2 separate regions of the Mus musculus genome follow, and region 2 is linked to region 1. Evidence: chromatin loops called from intact Hi-C (ENCODE). Cell type or tissue: left cerebral cortex. All regions are shown on one strand.

The links. A loop is a pair of places that touch in the nucleus more often than their neighbours do. Peaks named below come from ENCODE experiments on the same cell type or tissue, not always from the same donor. Only the 100,000 strongest peaks of a DNase experiment are listed, where the experiment ranks them.
Region 2: a loop joins it to region 1, with 5 times the contacts of the local background. A loop is called at or near these places in 3 of 42 quality-filtered maps.

The regions. Positions count from the first base shown.
Region 1 is chr5:122,350,791-122,358,790 of GRCm38, reverse strand. It overlaps Rad9b (RAD9 checkpoint clamp component B), which reads left to right and starts at 4,586. Exons shown (of 13, transcript NM_001382853.1): 1 at 4,586-4,652; 2 at 6,177-6,247; 3 at 7,081-7,230; 4 at 7,418-7,532. The coding sequence starts at 4,616. Vps29 (VPS29 retromer complex component) reads right to left here and starts at 4,463. Exons shown (of 4, transcript NM_019780.2): 1 at 4,315-4,463. The coding sequence starts at 4,317. In left cerebral cortex, no CTCF peak of the experiment used is centred here; DNase peaks (open chromatin) are centred at 2,249 and 4,468; H3K4me3 peaks cover 1,829 bases; H3K27ac peaks cover 1,228 bases.
Region 2 is chr5:122,281,489-122,289,488 of GRCm38, reverse strand. It overlaps Pptc7 (PTC7 protein phosphatase homolog), which reads right to left and starts at 5,091. Exons shown (of 6, transcript NM_177242.4): 1 at 4,580-5,091. The coding sequence starts at 4,820. In left cerebral cortex, a CTCF peak has its summit at 4,993; DNase peaks (open chromatin) are centred at 4,360, 4,717 and 5,214; H3K4me3 peaks cover 2,552 bases; H3K27ac peaks cover 1,166 bases.

The DNA.
Region 1 (8,000 bases):
GTGTGTTTGTTACAGGGCACCAACACCTGTGCTTAGAGACTCAGTAGATTCATATTTACATCTGATTTTTAAGTTTTATGATCTTTGCTTTCTTTCACTAAGAACCACCACTGTCATATCTGTATAACCTGGATTAACAGCCCCTTCTGTCCCCTCAGTATAGTCTGTTAACGTCAAACAACACTTTCACAATCGTTTATGTTCATCAGAGAAGTAAAACAAACGGAGTGGTGAGTTTGGCAGTAGGTAGTTTGGCAGTAGACCTGCCACAGTCTCAGATGACAAAAGTATTATCTGCTCTGAAATATCAAAGAACTAAAAATCAAATCCTAAGACAAGCATGGTGGTGTACACCTTTGATCCCAGCCCTAAGGAGGAAAAGCCAGGCAGATCTCTGTGAGTTCAGGACCAGCCCAGGCTACAAAGCAAGTACACAGTGAAATCCTGCCCAATGTGTGTATGTGGGGGTGTGGGGGGAGTCCTATGAAACTTTAACTTTAAATTAAAAAATTTCAAGATTGAACAAAGTAGACAGAGAATAGTTTAAAAGTTCCTTTAAGGAGAACACACATCCCCTGAGAGCGACAGATGACTGCCCTGCTGAGGAGGACGAGCACCTTCCAGGAGCTCCTCACAGCCTTGCCATGCATCAGTACACATATTCTTTACTGCTGGTCAAAGCATGGCTACCCCTGAACCATATCAAAGGAAGCGCTACATGTTTAATATGATAAAGCAAACAGTTTTGCCACTATAATGTTAAAATTAATTTAAAACGTTAATTTTAGTGGCAGTGGTTACAAGAGCTGATTGTTCTTCCAGAGGATCCAGATTCCCGCACGTGGTGGCTCACAACTGTCTGTAACTCTAGTTCCAGAGGATCTGACACCTTCTCAGCTGGCCTTGGAGGGTACCAGGCACACATGTAGTACAGACAGGCACAAAAGCAAACACATCCAACATAAAATAACTAAGTAAAAATTTTCATTAATTAAAATTTAGACTGGATTGAAAACTAAAATGTGGCTGGGCAGTAGTGCTGTAAGTACACTTTTAATCTCAGCACTCAAGTGGCAGAGGCAGGCAGATTTCTGAGTTCAAGGCCAGCCTGGTCTACAGAGTGAGTTCCAGGACAGCCAGGGCTACACAGAGTAACCCTGTCTTGAAAATCCAAAAACCAAAACAAACAAAACAAAAATGTGTGAAATGAGATGATTACAAAAACAAACTTGATTCATCTCACAACAAAACCAAAAGCAACAGTTATCAGGACACAGAGTAGCTGAATTAATAGGTGTGTGGGTGGTCACAAAATGAGCACACCTTTGACAGCTAAAACCACTACAGAGTATCCACCCTCAATAGACATGTCTTGACACACCATCTTCATTTTAGGGGGGGGGATCCCTTCAGATTTGGACTGTGGGATGCTGACATTTGAGGAAAAGTGAAAGAAAGAAAATCTATATTAAAAGAACTCTGAACTCCTAAGAGGGGTATGTCTAAAATAGATTCAAATCTGAGACTAAAAATGAATTGTTCACTGAGAATGTACCAGAAAGAACAGAGGTGAGAGACAACACTGTTATCCTTATTGAAGATGTCAACTCTGTAAGGTGCCACAGCACCCCTGACAATTAGTGTGTCAAAACTGTGACTGGATGAATGGCCCTGCAGGCAGCATCATGGCTCCACAGTGAGATGGAGTCCTCTGCTTTGCTGCTGGTGACAAAGTTATGGGAAAGAAATAACATGTCAAGAGTGTCCTTGCCTAAATTCCACAATGACAAATCAGGTTAGACAGACAGTAGAGGCAGCAAAGGATCTGGAAGCCAAAGTCTTGTCAAAAATCATGTAAAAGCAAAAACCCAAACAAGCATGGGGATTTGATTACTCCCTATTTGACAGAGCTGGAAAGAGTAAGAAATCCAGTCAGTTATCAGCCACCCAACCACCATTGTTAGTAGGAGCGGAGAAAAACTTACTCTGTGCCCAGCCTTAGTGGAATGAAGAAGTTGATTGCAGACAGGGGAATGGAAAAAAAAAGGGGGTGAAACATGACCAATGTTAAAAGAAAGCAACAAAAGTTAAAAGAAAAGAAACAAATAAACCAAAAACCCATACCAAATATGCAAAAATTGTTAATGATTTCTGAATGTTATGAAAGGAAATGTTAAAAATCAGCTGTGCCGAAAATAATTCCAAAAGAACTACTGATTCTCTTTTTAAACACAGGACAAACACCCACACACAGCAAACTGTCAATGTCGTTCTACATTTTCTTGCTTTGTACACCAACTCCTGTTTCTTTACTTCTCAATCTGTCTACTCTTTATAATTTGAGTAGATTATAAAGATTTGATATTTATAATTTGAAGAATTCATCAGGAAAAGGTTAAAGTTAGTATTTTCTCATTACTGGGGTCTTGTTATCTCTAGATATACTGGAGGTATATGTGTATATGTGTATGTATATATATGTGTGTGTATATAGATATGTATATATGTGTGTGTGTATGTATATATATACACATACATACACACATATATATATTTATTTATTTTATGTTTGAGGTTCTAGTATTGAAAAATCACACTCCAGGGTAAGTTATGTGCTATAGAGGATATTACTAGCTGGAGTACTTTATCATGTGACAAAAATGTCAAGATCAAGCTCTGTGTGGTGGCACACTCCTTTAGTGCCCACTCTCAGGAGACAGAGGCAGGCAGATCTCTGATTTCCAGGCCAGTAGGGCTACATCGTTATAACCTGACTTAGGATGGAAGAGATGGCTCAGCAATTAAAAAGCACTTGCTGATCTTTGAAGGACCCGGATTTGGTTCCCAGTACCCGCGTGGCACCTCACAACTCCCTGTAACTCCAGTTCCGGGGGATCCGAAGCCCTCTGGTCTCCAGTAGCTCCTGAACTTGTTTGGTGCACATAAACTCATGTAGAGACACATACACAAAAATTCAAAATAAAAATTTAAAAGAAACGTGATGCCCAGCATAGCAACTGCCCTTAAACATAAGCGTTCACCCCTCAAAACGACTTCAGAGACATGAATATGCAATCATTCCAGCAAATTCTTCTTCCTTGCAAGTGTCTCCAAATTGCCATCAAAGAACTAGTCTACTTTAAACTGGAGTCTAAAGCAAAATAATTCTCTTTTAGATGCCAAAATCCAGTGAATTTAAGCATATACCTTTGGAACGGCTTATAAAGCCACCTTTTTTTTTTTCTTTTCCATTTTTTATTAGGTATTTATCTCATTTACATTTCCAATGCTATACCAAAAGGCCCCCGTAGCCACCCACCCCCACTCCCATACCCACCCACTCCCCCTTTTTGGCCCTAGCGTTCCCCTGTACTGGGGCATATAAAGTTTGCATGTCCAATGGGCCTCTCTTTCCAGTGATGGCCGACTAGGCCATCTTTTGATACATATGCAGCTAGAGTCAAGAGCTCCGGGGTACTGGTTAGTTCATAATGTTGTTCCACCTATAGGGTTGCAGATCCCTTTAGCTCCTTGGATACTTTCTCTAGCTCCTCCATTGGGAGCCCTGTGATCCATCCATTAGCTGACTGTGAGCATCCACTTCTGTGTTTGCTAGGCCACCTTTTTAAAAGGTTGTCTGCACAAGGATAATCTGTGAAAAACGCAACGCGTGCCCAGCAGCCAGTGAGGTGCCTTCACTTTAACCTTCATCAGGACAAACAGCAGTCCCCCCCCCCAACTTTAGAGAGCAAAGAGTGCCTTCGAAAATCGGATTACAAGGACGTGTCTGCACAGAAAAGTCGTAGGGACAGCAATCTATTGGGGGGGACGGGCCTAAAGGTCTGATGCAGACTGGGTAAGCTAAGGCTCTCCGAACAACCCCGCGCATCTCCGCAGGCTCCAAACGATCCCCACGACATCGCTCAATGGGGCCGCAGCGGCCACAGGAGACGAGCAGTCCCCTTTCCGGGTCCCCGTCCGGAGTGGCGGCCAGTGCGACGGCTACTTCGCGCTCTGCCCCGAGGCCGGCTACCCCCAGCAAGCCGGGAAGGACCAGGAGGGAAGAGACGTGCGGTCACACCGACTGCCGGAGCCGATCTCGTGACCGGGTCCGGCCGCCGGGTCCGCCTCGCACGCCCTCTGGCCGCTGGGGCGAGGGGGCGACATCAGGCCGAGCCGCACCCTCAACCAGCCGCGGTCCTCCCGTTCCAACTCCGCGGCCACCCGGATCCTCCTCGCGCCCCCACCCCACTCCCTCAACCGGACGCCGCAGCATCCCGGCCCCACCCGGGTAGCAGCCGCCGTGGGGCTCACCATCCTGTCACCAGGGCTCCGTTCAATCACCACGAACGCCGCCGCCCTCTTCCTCAGGCTCCTCGGTCGACCCGCCCACTTCTTCCGCCACCAATGAGACGCGAAGTTGGCAAGAGCCTGTCTTACGGGGGCCCGTAAGGGTCATTTCCCGTCAAGGGAAAAAAAAAAAAAACCCGGCGCTGCAAGAAATCGCTCGTGGGCGGGGCAAAGGAAAGGCTGAGCTCGCGGAAAGTGCGGGGGCAACATCCGGGCACCCGCGGCTGGCGCGCTTGCGCCCTCCATGCCTGCTCTGCCCGTAGCCATGCTGAAGTGCGGGATGACGGGCGGCCAGGTGAAAGGTGGAGCGGCCATTCTTGCTTTGCTACTTAGAAGAGGGAAAAGTCTAACGCCTCGTGCAGGGTTTATCCATCGTCTTCTTCGGCCTCCTCCGCCATTCTTCGCCACGACTGAAGCTGCCATAGCGCGCCTCGCGAGGGCCATGCTGGGCTTCGAAGAGCATGCCAGCCCCGTTCCATTTGATTTATGTCCAGGGTTTAATTCGGTGACCGAGAAAAGAATTGTGCCATTGGGCCTTAAACTCGGATTGAGGAGGGCTGATGTGGAGAGAATTCAAGGGGGGAAATAATACTTGACCAGCAAAAGTATTTTTGAGCTGTGGGAAAACCAACCTGCTGCTTTATTCGACATTCTGCCGGAGACATTTTTTTTATTGTTGTTGGGTTTTGTTTTTGTTTTAATATATAATCTCGAACAATCCTCTCTGTCCCTCAGTCGAAAAATGAGACTAATATTAGCCCCTTCGTTGATAGAGGTTGTTAGAAGCATGGGCTAAATAAAAAGTCCATGTAGTGAGATCAGAAATTAGAAAGACTGTGTGGAGAACTGTATAATACATAGCCTTATAAGGGGGGTGGGATGCTTGGGCTGGGGACCGGGTTTGTGTGTAGACAGACCAAAGAAGGGCCAGTGTACCATCCCCCTTCAGAGGTTGGGAGAACTCAAAATGAATGAGAGCATTAGCACGGAAATTGGCTTGCAGGAGAAATAATGTTGAATTTTATGTCGATGCATATTTATTGAAGTCTTACTGTGTATGTAGGTAAGGGTATACGGCATTTCCTAATGTAAATTAGTCTATAAAACGCTGTGTGGATCGGCTGAGTAGTTTAACTCCCAGGTGTATCTTGACCAAAAAGTTCAGTGTAATCACTTAACGGGAAATTGTTCGGACATATTCAGGAAAAAAGGATTTCAAACCACTGTTTCCAGCTCTGTGGCATCACATACAATTAGGACACCGTGTGGTGAATTCCTGTCATGGTGCCTCCTCTCATAGTGATGCACTTTGCTAAGGCTTGACACAGCATCAAAGTTGAGATCGTTATAGTCTAACAACATGTTAACCTAGCCTAGCATGTTGGAAGCCAAGATGCTCAATGCTGTTGTCGTATGGATAGCCCATGAATGGATGCAAGTGCTAACCACTTAGTTTCCAGCCTTTAGCCCAAGATCAAGCGTAGAGCAATTAGTAGAGCCAGGATGAAATGGGTTAGTCGGAAAAGGCCTTGAAGTTTCGGAAGGATGAAGTTTGCCAACAATTTTGGATAACTAGTGTTTTGATTGAGGAGTAGTCTTGTCTCTGTAAAACTAAAATCCCCTATTTCCATCTCAGGCAGTCTGACCCACAGGGCGCTAACACGCAACAGAAGAATCACTTGCATTTGACAGGCATGACTAAGTTGTTCAGTGGATCCCACCGTCCTTTCTGGTTTTCACTTGAGTCCTGTGCATACAAGAGTAGTCTTGTGGTTTGTCTTCACTGCTTGGGAAGAATGTGAACGCACCTTTCTTTTCCTCCATAGTATTTGGGAAAGCAGTACAAACGCTATCACGAGTGAGCGATGAGCTGTGGCTAGACCCATCCGAGAAAGGTGTAAGTTAAAAGGCCTGCTGTGTCGAAAACCAAACCAAAAAAAAAAAAAGCCAGGTGTGCCTCAAATCCCAGCACTTGGGAGGAAGAGGCAGTGGGGTTTCTTTGAGTTTAAGGCCAACCTGGTCCACAGAGTAAGTTCCAGGACGCCAAAGCCACACAGAGAAACTCTGTCTCAAACCCTCCCCTACGGGTCAAGAAACACAAACAGACAAACGAAAAACAACGACAACAACACAAAACAAACCAGGTGTGATGGCACAGGCCTATATTCCCAGTGCCAGGGAGGCAGAGCTCAGCCAGCTATATATCAAGTGTGAGACCAGTTTGAACTACGGGAAACCTATTTTACATGCCAAGATAAATTAAATTTAAAAGAATGTTAAGTGACTGGTTCATATATTAAAGCAAGAGAAGATGTTTTAAAAGTGCTAAGTCCAAGTGAAGTGTGGTGGGTAAAATCGAGAGCACATAAAAATTCCAAAACCTGACAGTTTATAAGCATGCATTCCCAGAATGGCTGCTGCGTTAAGTTATAGCTTCTCCCCCCAGGCAAGGTATGAGGTCAGTCACTTAGGGCTTTTCTGTCACTTCCCACACTTCATGCATTAACGTTGTGGTCACTGTGGACACTGACAGTTTTACGGTATCAGAGCTTGAGAGTATAGATTTTGTATGTGTATGTTCAATATAGATATATACACATCTGTAGGTACCATGTGCAAGTTCAGTGCGCACGGTTTTATTTGAATGTATTTGTGGCATTATGGTCACAGCAGGATTGACTCAGGATAGAAGTCGGTCTTCTCTGAAATAGCTCACTTATTCCTTTCCAGCTTGCTCTGAGATCTGTGAATTCTTGTCATTCCACGTATGGCTACGTCCTGTTTTCATCTATGTTTTTTCAACATTATCAGTGGTCACCCTTTGCCACGATGAGTGATACTGACTTACCACTGAATTTAAATTGCAAATTGGCAATAAAGGTAAAAACAGTTGATTTTCTCTTATATGGGAGGAATACTCCTTTTGTAGGGCTTAACAGCTGTACTATACTTAATCATTTCTATGCCATTTATGAATATACAGACGTTCATCTGTTGGGCTTTTTAAAGTTAATGGGGTAGCCATAGTAAGTATGTGTTTAATGTTTACGATGTGTTTGTATTGCAGTCAGTTCTGCCAATCTTTAGATGTCTGAATTACCTTGAAAGAAGTGTGGAGAAGTGCACAGTAGTCGCCAGAGCGGATAAATGCAGAGTCGTCATTCAGTTCTTCGGCAAGCATGGTAGGTGCAGCAGAAAGTGGTGTGTTTCTTAGTGTCTTTGTGCGTACAGTCTGCAGACGACTTCGGAGTGGGTTCTGTGCAGGAATGCAGTGTGGCAGGTGTGACACCTGTCTTTGCAGGTGTAGTGTAAGCAAAGTGGCCGAGGTTATCTCCTCAGGACTAAAAGGCACAAGCTCGTCTGCATGCAAAACAAAACAGCTTTTTAAAACGTCCAACCAGGGAGGTGGATCAGTCAGCCTTGCAAGCAAATGATCTGACATCATGATCAGGACCATGTTTTTAAAAGAAATGTAGGTATGGTGACAAATGCTGGTAGATCCAGTGCTGCAGAGGCAGAGAAGAAGGCAGGTCCCTGGGACTCACTGTCCCCATAGCCTAGACTACCTGATGAGCTTCAGAGCAGTGAGAGGTGCCTCTTAATGAAGAAGGGGGTCCAGATGGAAGACAGACTCGGAAATGACATCTGAG
Region 2 (8,000 bases), 69 kb after region 1:
ATGACCTGAACTTCATTAACGTTAAGGTTCAAAAGCCAGGCATGGTGGCTCACAACTTTAATCCAACCACTCAGGAGGCAGAGGCAGGCAGATCTCTTGTGAATTTGAGACCAGTCTGGCCTACACAATGAGTTCTAGGTCAGCTGTAGCTGCATATAGTGAGACTCTATCTCAAAAACAAAACCAGGGCTAGAAAGATAATGATTCAGCAGCCAAGAGGACCAGCTGCCCTTACAGAAGACCTGGGTTTGACTCGCAGCATCCCCATAGCAGCTCACAACCATTCAGAATTACAGTTCCAGGGAACCCAATGTCCACCCACATCCACCAAGGGCATCAGCCATGCATGTGGTACGTGCAAGCAGGCAAAACACCCCCACACACAAAACACTACCACCACCACCACCACCACCACCACCACCACCACCACCACCACCACCACCGCCACCGCCACCCCACCAAAGAATATTTTTTAAGATTGGCAAGACTCACAAAAACACTTCAGAATCCTGGCCCAGTAAAAACTCAAAACCAAAGGCTGGCGTAGAAAACTGTTTTATTTTCATGTTTAGGTTCCAAGTTAAGCCAAGCTTAAACAAACAACCCTTGGCTTTTTAAGAGCAGCTTCACTGCTCAGTCTTTAGAGGCCAGAATTTATACTGCACAAACCATGCCTTCCATTTTCAAATAAATGGTTTTCTGTAAGCTGTGTTTAGCATGCAGGGGAGTTTTTGTTGCTTTCCAGTTATGAGTCAGAGAGAATAAAGCGATTATAAACACATTCATATGCTCTCTCACTCTCACTCTGACTCTTTCCCTCCCTTCATCCCTTCAAGTATGACAGAGAAAGCCCTGTCTGCCAATAACTAGCAGTGCTTTGAAGTTACCCAAGCATCTGAAGGTCTCTCTACTCATCACCAAAACATGGAGGAAATGGGCCTCAAGGTTGTGAAGTCTGCAGTTCTCAGCAACCTTTTGATGCTGCTGTTGTGATGGGGACATCAGGTGGCTCTCATGGCTCTGTGTACCTAGGAAGGCACAGCATGCAAAGTGACAAAGCTCAGGGCTAAGTAAAGGGAAGGAAAACAGCTCGTGCCGCATGGGCTTACTCCTGCTGGCCCAATGGAGAGAAGGAGCCCCTGCCAATTTTCCACACGGGATGGGAGTGGTGCTGGGACTCACCACACCCTCCACAGCCAATTTTTCCTAAAAGAAATCCAGTGGGGACAATAACAGTGTGAGTCATCAAGTGTTCTTTATCATGACTAACAGGACAATTCAGTCCCAATGTTATCATACATACACACATACATACATACATCTATGGACAGTTTCTCTGTGTAGCTCTGGCTGTCCTGGTAGACCAGGCTGGCCTTCAACTCAGAGATCTGCCTGCCTCTGCCTCCCAAGTGATGGAATTAAAGACATGTGCCACTATGACCTGTCAATTTCAATTTTTAAAAAAATTAAAATAATAATTTATTTCTCCTACTCTAGCTTTCATTCCTAACAGCTGAGGAGAAGCCCACAGTGAGTGACCAAACTGCAGAGATACTTAGCAAGAGAGAGTCTCAACTCAGAGACAAGACAAGGCCTCTTTATGTAGACCAAGCTAGCCTTGAACTCACACAGCTTTACCGTAATGTGATTCAGCTTACAACTCGTATCAGTTCAGCCTGTGATAGGATGGTGTCAATAGAGTCAGAGGCACCACCTGGTGAACTGCCTCATGGCTGCCAAAGACCAAATGAGGCCAACTTAGAAAGTTGTTTCAGGTGACTCCCAGGATGGCTTTCCAGAAGGGCACCTCCACAACAGGACAGTCCTGGAGAACCTGTTCCTCACTGTTCTCATGCCCACTCCCCCATTTGCAGGTGTGTGTCTGCAAGATCTTTGTCAAATCTGACTAGCTTCTTCTTGGACACATAAGCAGCAGTGTGTGTGTGTGTGTGTGTGTGTGTGTGTGTATCTCCATCAGACACTCAAGCACCTGCCTTCAGTGGCACATGGTGGACTGTCTCCAGCCTGCCTCTGTGCTCTCTTCTCCAAAGAGGTCCCTTGCACAGCCAAGGATCCTTCAGCCAGTGAGCCAAGGTAACTTAACAACTGAGTGCCCAATGCTAGATACAAAAACGAAGAGCTCTACCAAGGTGCCTGTGGCAGGCGATTCATAGCCATGCTGTTTGAGGGACTACAGGAAAACCTGAACCTGACTGTCTAGCCAGAGCCTCCACATTAAGTCTGACAGCCTACTCCTTTCATCTTTTCCAGATAAGGACCGCAGACTCAGAAAGTCCACCCAAGACCACAAATTACAGAGCTACTTAGTTGCAAAGCTTAACCTCAAAGTAGGCATGGTTTCTGCCAGAATGCCAGAGCAGGAGATGAAATCTGTGCTTTTTTAGAAAGGGTCTGACCAGTATCTCCCGTACCCTTGTAAATATGCCACAATGCCAAGATAGCAGCGTGTTCAAATTCAGCAGAGACTTAATACATTCAGATACAGTAGTCCCCTTTCTTCTTGAGGGATACATTCAAGGCCCCTAGTGGATGCCTGAGCCTCAGAGAGTACTGAACCCTCTAAGTACTTTTTCAAATACATATATAGCTATGATAAAGAATAATTTGTAAGCTGGGCAGTGGTGGCACATGCCTTTAATCCCAGCACTTGGGAGGCAGAGGCAGGTGAATTTCTGAGTTCGAGGCCAGCCTGATCTACAAAGTGAGTTCCAGGACAGCCAGGGCTACACAGAGAAACCCTGTCTCGAAAAACAAACAAACAAACCCTAAGAGTGGTTCACTCCAGGTATTTGTCAATGTGATATGCTCAGACCCAGGTCTAGAAAGTACTATTACTGCCAATCAATCAAACCACAGATTTCTCACAAAAATAAAATCAAGCCCAAAAAACTAGCTTGTAGTCAGCTTTATAAAACGACCTTTCCTGGCTCATCATCGCTTAACCTGTCCGTATGACTGCAGCTCCTGACATCTTTTTGGTGGTGTTGGGTCTTGAACAAGGGCCTCATGCATGGGTGGCAAGTTAGCAGCCTATACTACCCACGGCTCACTGTGACTTCAAAGGCAGCACAGACCCTAAGTTCCCCAAGCGAAGGGCTGCTGGCTGCCTAGGTGACTTGCAGAAGCCGCAAACGGCAGCCTCTCAATAGACTTCACGGCGAATCTGTATACTTCCAAACCTAGGGAGGCTCTCTGAAAGGTTGGTACCAATAGTGCGGTCTAAATACTACAAGATTTTTCTCAACACAGATGAAGAGGTTATTCATCAATTAAAATGAGAACCAACCCCGGTATCATGCTTACAAACACTCCATGTGACAAAACCAAAACTCACAAGGTTATCTGATTTGAAAATGTCAAGAGCTGGGAGCTGGGCACACACCTGTATCTTCAGCAAGAGCTGAAGGTCAGCCTGCACTAAACAGCAAACGAGCTACAAAGACACTGTTCACACGAAAAAGAAAGAAGGAGAAAAAAAAAACGGCAAACAATTACTGTCACAAAAACTATTATTTGCTCCGATGCCATATTTTGTCTAAGCCTATGAAGCTTTTAAGTAACCATAAACTCAATGTCACTGGAGAAGTGAAACCAACGTGACATTTGAACCTAGGCGCCAATGACAGTCTGTCCTTCAATATCAAAAGAAGAGCTTCCCGAACTGAAAGACCTTTAGTGGCATACAGGGAACTCTCCAAGGGCATACCCTAGGTAAAGTTTCTGACAGCTTGTGCATTTGTTTAGGCCTTTGGACAGCTCTCTCTCTCTCTCTCTCTCTCTCTCTCTCTTTCTCTCTCTCTCCTCTCTCTCTCTCTCTCTCCTCTAGTAACTGGGATAGATCTTAGGAAGCACCTGTGGCCTAAAAAGCTGTGACCGAGTCTCACAGCCTTTTTGGCTGCAGCCTACAAGCAGGTCCAGCCATTCTATTTTGGGTCAAGGAGACCTTTCTGCCACCCCCAAGTGACCTCAAGTAGACAAGCTGGGTTAGGGAGAAAGCACTGCTAGAATTTCTAACCAGGCCAGCAGTCCACCCACAACCCCACGGCCCTTCCCGAAAAGGATGGCAATCCGAGGACGGTCCAGGCAGCGGGAAGAACCCACGACGGGGGGCTGTGGGCTCCCCGCCGTCTGTCTTCGGGTCTGCTCCCGGATCCCGCAGCTGGGACCGGGCCGTGGCGTCAGGAGCTCGCCAAGAAGCAGGGATTCCCGGGGCGCCAAGAGGGAGGAGGGAGTGAGGCAAAGCGAGGTTAGCAGCCTGCAGGTGTCGCCGAACGAGGAGGACGAGGTCGCGTGGGGGCTGTGACTAAGAAGAGTGCGCGGTTCTGCACCGGGACGGACTGGACACATTCCCAAGGCGGTGACCTTGGGCACGTGGCTCCACCGCTCTGTCCCTCAGTTTCCCCATTTCTAAAGTGTGGGGATGGGGAGGGAGGGATCGTGAGGCAGAAAACGCATCTCGGGGCGCTCGGCAAGGCGCTGCGCTGCGCTCAGCGGAGGAAGCAGGGAAGACTCGCACTCCGGAGTCCCCAGGAGGCCGACTTGGGGCCGGGGGACTCACCCAGGACGTCGGCCGAGCGGTGGCGGGCCACGAAACACGCGTCGTCCCCGTAGCACGCGCCCTTCTTGAGCAGGCCCTTACGGAAGTCCTTGCCGAAGCCGCAGCCCGCCGTCACCAACCCGTAGTCGCCGCTGCTGCCACCACCGCCGCCGCCGCCGCCGCCCGCCCTGGGGTCGGTCTGCGACAGGCCGCCGAGCACGGCACGGGCCACCAGGCGTCCATACGACAAGACCGAGAACATCGCCGCCGCCGCCCCCCCGAGGAGGCGCGGGGCCCGGGGCGCCGGAGGACGCCGAGGCCCGGAGCCGGCTCTCTCCTCCGCCGCAGCCGCGCCGCCGGGGCGTTCCTCAGGGCGGCGCGCACTGGCCACTGCCGCCCCTGCCCGCCGCACGGGGCCTCGCACACGCTCTACCGCACGCACTGGAGCCAGAGCGAGGTCAGAGCCGGCGGCTCCTCCGCCTCAACCACACTGGGGTCCCGGCTGCAGCCGCCGCCGCCGCCGCCATCTTCCGCTCCACTAGCGTGTTCCGGGCCGCGCCGGCAGCGCCGCCCCCTCTCCGACCCCGCCCCGGCCCCGCCCCCTCTCCGCGGCTCAGGTCCAAGCCCCGCCCCCTCGGACTCGCAGCCCTATGTAGTCACCGGAATCGAGCGTGCGCAAAGGGTGTGGGCGCAGTGTCTCCTGGAAGTCGTAGTTAAGAGTTATAGTCGCTTTGGTCTTGGCTACCTGTGATCCAGGAGTTAGATTTACCAGAGGACTGTAAATTATTGAGAATGACCGGTAGACTGGGTTGTTGGGGGTTTTTTTTGGGGGGGAATTAGAATGGGTGTCCTGTTTTGATTTTTTTTCTCTCTCACCACCTTTTTTTTTCCCTCTTCTGATTTTTTTGAGATAGAGTTTCATCAAGCACAGGCTGACCTCAGACTCGCTCTGTCACCAAGGTTGGCCTTGGATTCCTTCTGATCTTGCCTACAGCTTCTCAAGTTCAAGGATTACAAATTATGTGCCACTATATCTTGTTTAACAGTTTCTTCCATACACACCACATACACACACCCTCTCTCTATATATATTCCTTTACATAACTGTAAGAAACCAAGATTGGGATTCTACACCATCTAGTATACTGGGTGAGAAACGGCAATCCTAACATTTCCATTATTCCTGTGTCTTGAAAGCCCCAGATCTAGTACCCTAGATCCTAAGTTTGACAGTCAACCTGGCCAAGCAGGTCTTTTTCCTGCCTCTGATTTGGAGGCCTTCAGAAACTGTGGAGGGCTGAGAGAACTGCCAAGATGAGGCCTCTTTCTCCAGCCACAGCTGCCTTCTCTTTTCAAGAGGGTCATCCCTTGGCAGAAAGAAGGGGTCAGGCATGATGGCCTATAGCTCTAATCCCTGGCAGTTAGGAGGCAGAGGTAGGCAGATCTGTGAACATGAGGCCAGCCTGATCTACATAGTGAGTTACAGGTCAGTTAAGGTTACATAGACACCCTGTCTCAAAAAAGAAAGAAAGAAAGAAAGAAAGAAAGAAAGAAAGAAAGAAAGAAAGAAAGAAAGAAAGAAAGAGAGAGAGAAAGAGAGAGAAAGAAAGAAAGAAGAGAGAGGGAGATAAAGAAGAGAGGGGGCACTTTCTATTTTATTTTTTCTAAAACTCTTGGCCTATTTGAACAAAGATCAAACAGCCTTCCCCAAATATTAACAATTGTAAGTTATTTCCCTAAGAAATTATTTCAGTTGAGTAACAGCAAAGACTCTTTATCATCATCATCGTCATTACTGTTCTTTTTTTTTTTTTTTAAGATTTATTTATTATTATATCTAAGTACACTGTAACTGTCTTCAGACACACCAGAAGAGGGCGTCAGATCTCATTATGGATGGTTGTGAGCTACCATGTGGTTGCTGGGATTTGAACTCAGGATCTTCGGAAGAGCAGTCGGTGCTCTTAACCACTGAGCCATCTCTCCAGCCCGTCATTACTGTTCTTAAGAGAACTTTTTAAGCTGAGCAGTGGTGGCGCACGCCTTTAATCCCAGCACTTGGGAAGCAGAGGCAGGTGGATTTCTGAGTTCGAGGCCAGTCTGGTCTACAGAGTGAGTTATTCTTATTTTATGTGTTTTTTCTACATGTGTGTCCTATGTCATGTGTGTGCAGTGCCCCTGGGGCCTCAGAAGAGAGCATTCGATCTCTTAAAACTGGAGTTACAGACAGTTGTGAGCAGCCATATAGGTGATGGGAATCCAACCCAGGTCCTCTAGAAGAGCAGTCAGTGCTCTTGACTGCTGAGCTATCCCTCCAGTCTCTAGTATTTTGTTGTAAAGACAGGATCTCCTATAACTTAGGCTGACCTTGAACTTTCTGTTTGCCTAAGGCTGACTTGAACTCAGTCCTGTTTCTCCTTCCTCTACAGGTCAATTGCCCAGCCTTATAAGCACACACTAGCATGCCCAGTTTATCTCATTTACAGTGTTGGTATGTGTCATAAACATATACACATTGAGGTTTCATTCCTAGCCAGTGTGGGTGGTGTATAAATGATCTAGGTCCAAAATACCTTTTCTAGCTATTTGGTGTTTCCTTGCTGACTGGCCTCCTGCCAAGCACACAGCTGCCCCAAAACCTTTCCTTTATTCTTTCTTCTACCAGTGAGGATGTAATTCCATATCTAAGGGGATCTTAGATATCTGTGTTCTCTGTTGTGCTCCCAGACCATGGGATTTCACTACAGACCGGGTTACTCAGGGGTGGAGGCAAATAGGCATCATATCATCAGGGTTTAATCTAATATCTGGCACATGGGAGAGAAGTTTGTAAATGTCTGATCTGTTTGGTAAAAGAAAGAACAGTGGGCTAGACCATACATACTATCAGAATGGAAGGAAATGTTTGGAAAGGTGGAATTCACAAACAATAGAATTGGCCTTTAGTAATCCAATGTGAAATAATTTGTAGTTTAACTTAATATTGTGTATAAGTGTATGTGTGTGCCTGTGTGTGTGTGTGTGTGTGTGTGTGTGTGTGTGTGTGTGTGTGTACATAGGCACTTGCATATCCAGGGTGTGGAGGTTGGGGGACACATACCATATGTATGCAAGACTGAGGTCAAAGGACAGCGATCAGGAGACCAGCTCTTCCCTTCCACCTTCCACGGGTTCTAGGAATCAAACTCGTGTTTCCAGGGCTGCACAGTAAATGCCTGAACCTATGGAGTTCTCTCTCACGCCATAATTTAAAATTGTAACATAAAAAAAAAAACTCATCCAGGAATGTTTGCCTTTTTCTAGATCCACTCTGAACAGCATTCCAGTCACTGCAGTCATTTAATGGTCCTTTTTTAAGATGCAGTGTTGTTGGTTTTTTTTTTTAATATACCTAAAGTCCTGCCAACTAAACACCCATTACTATGTCGCCTAATTACTCTTG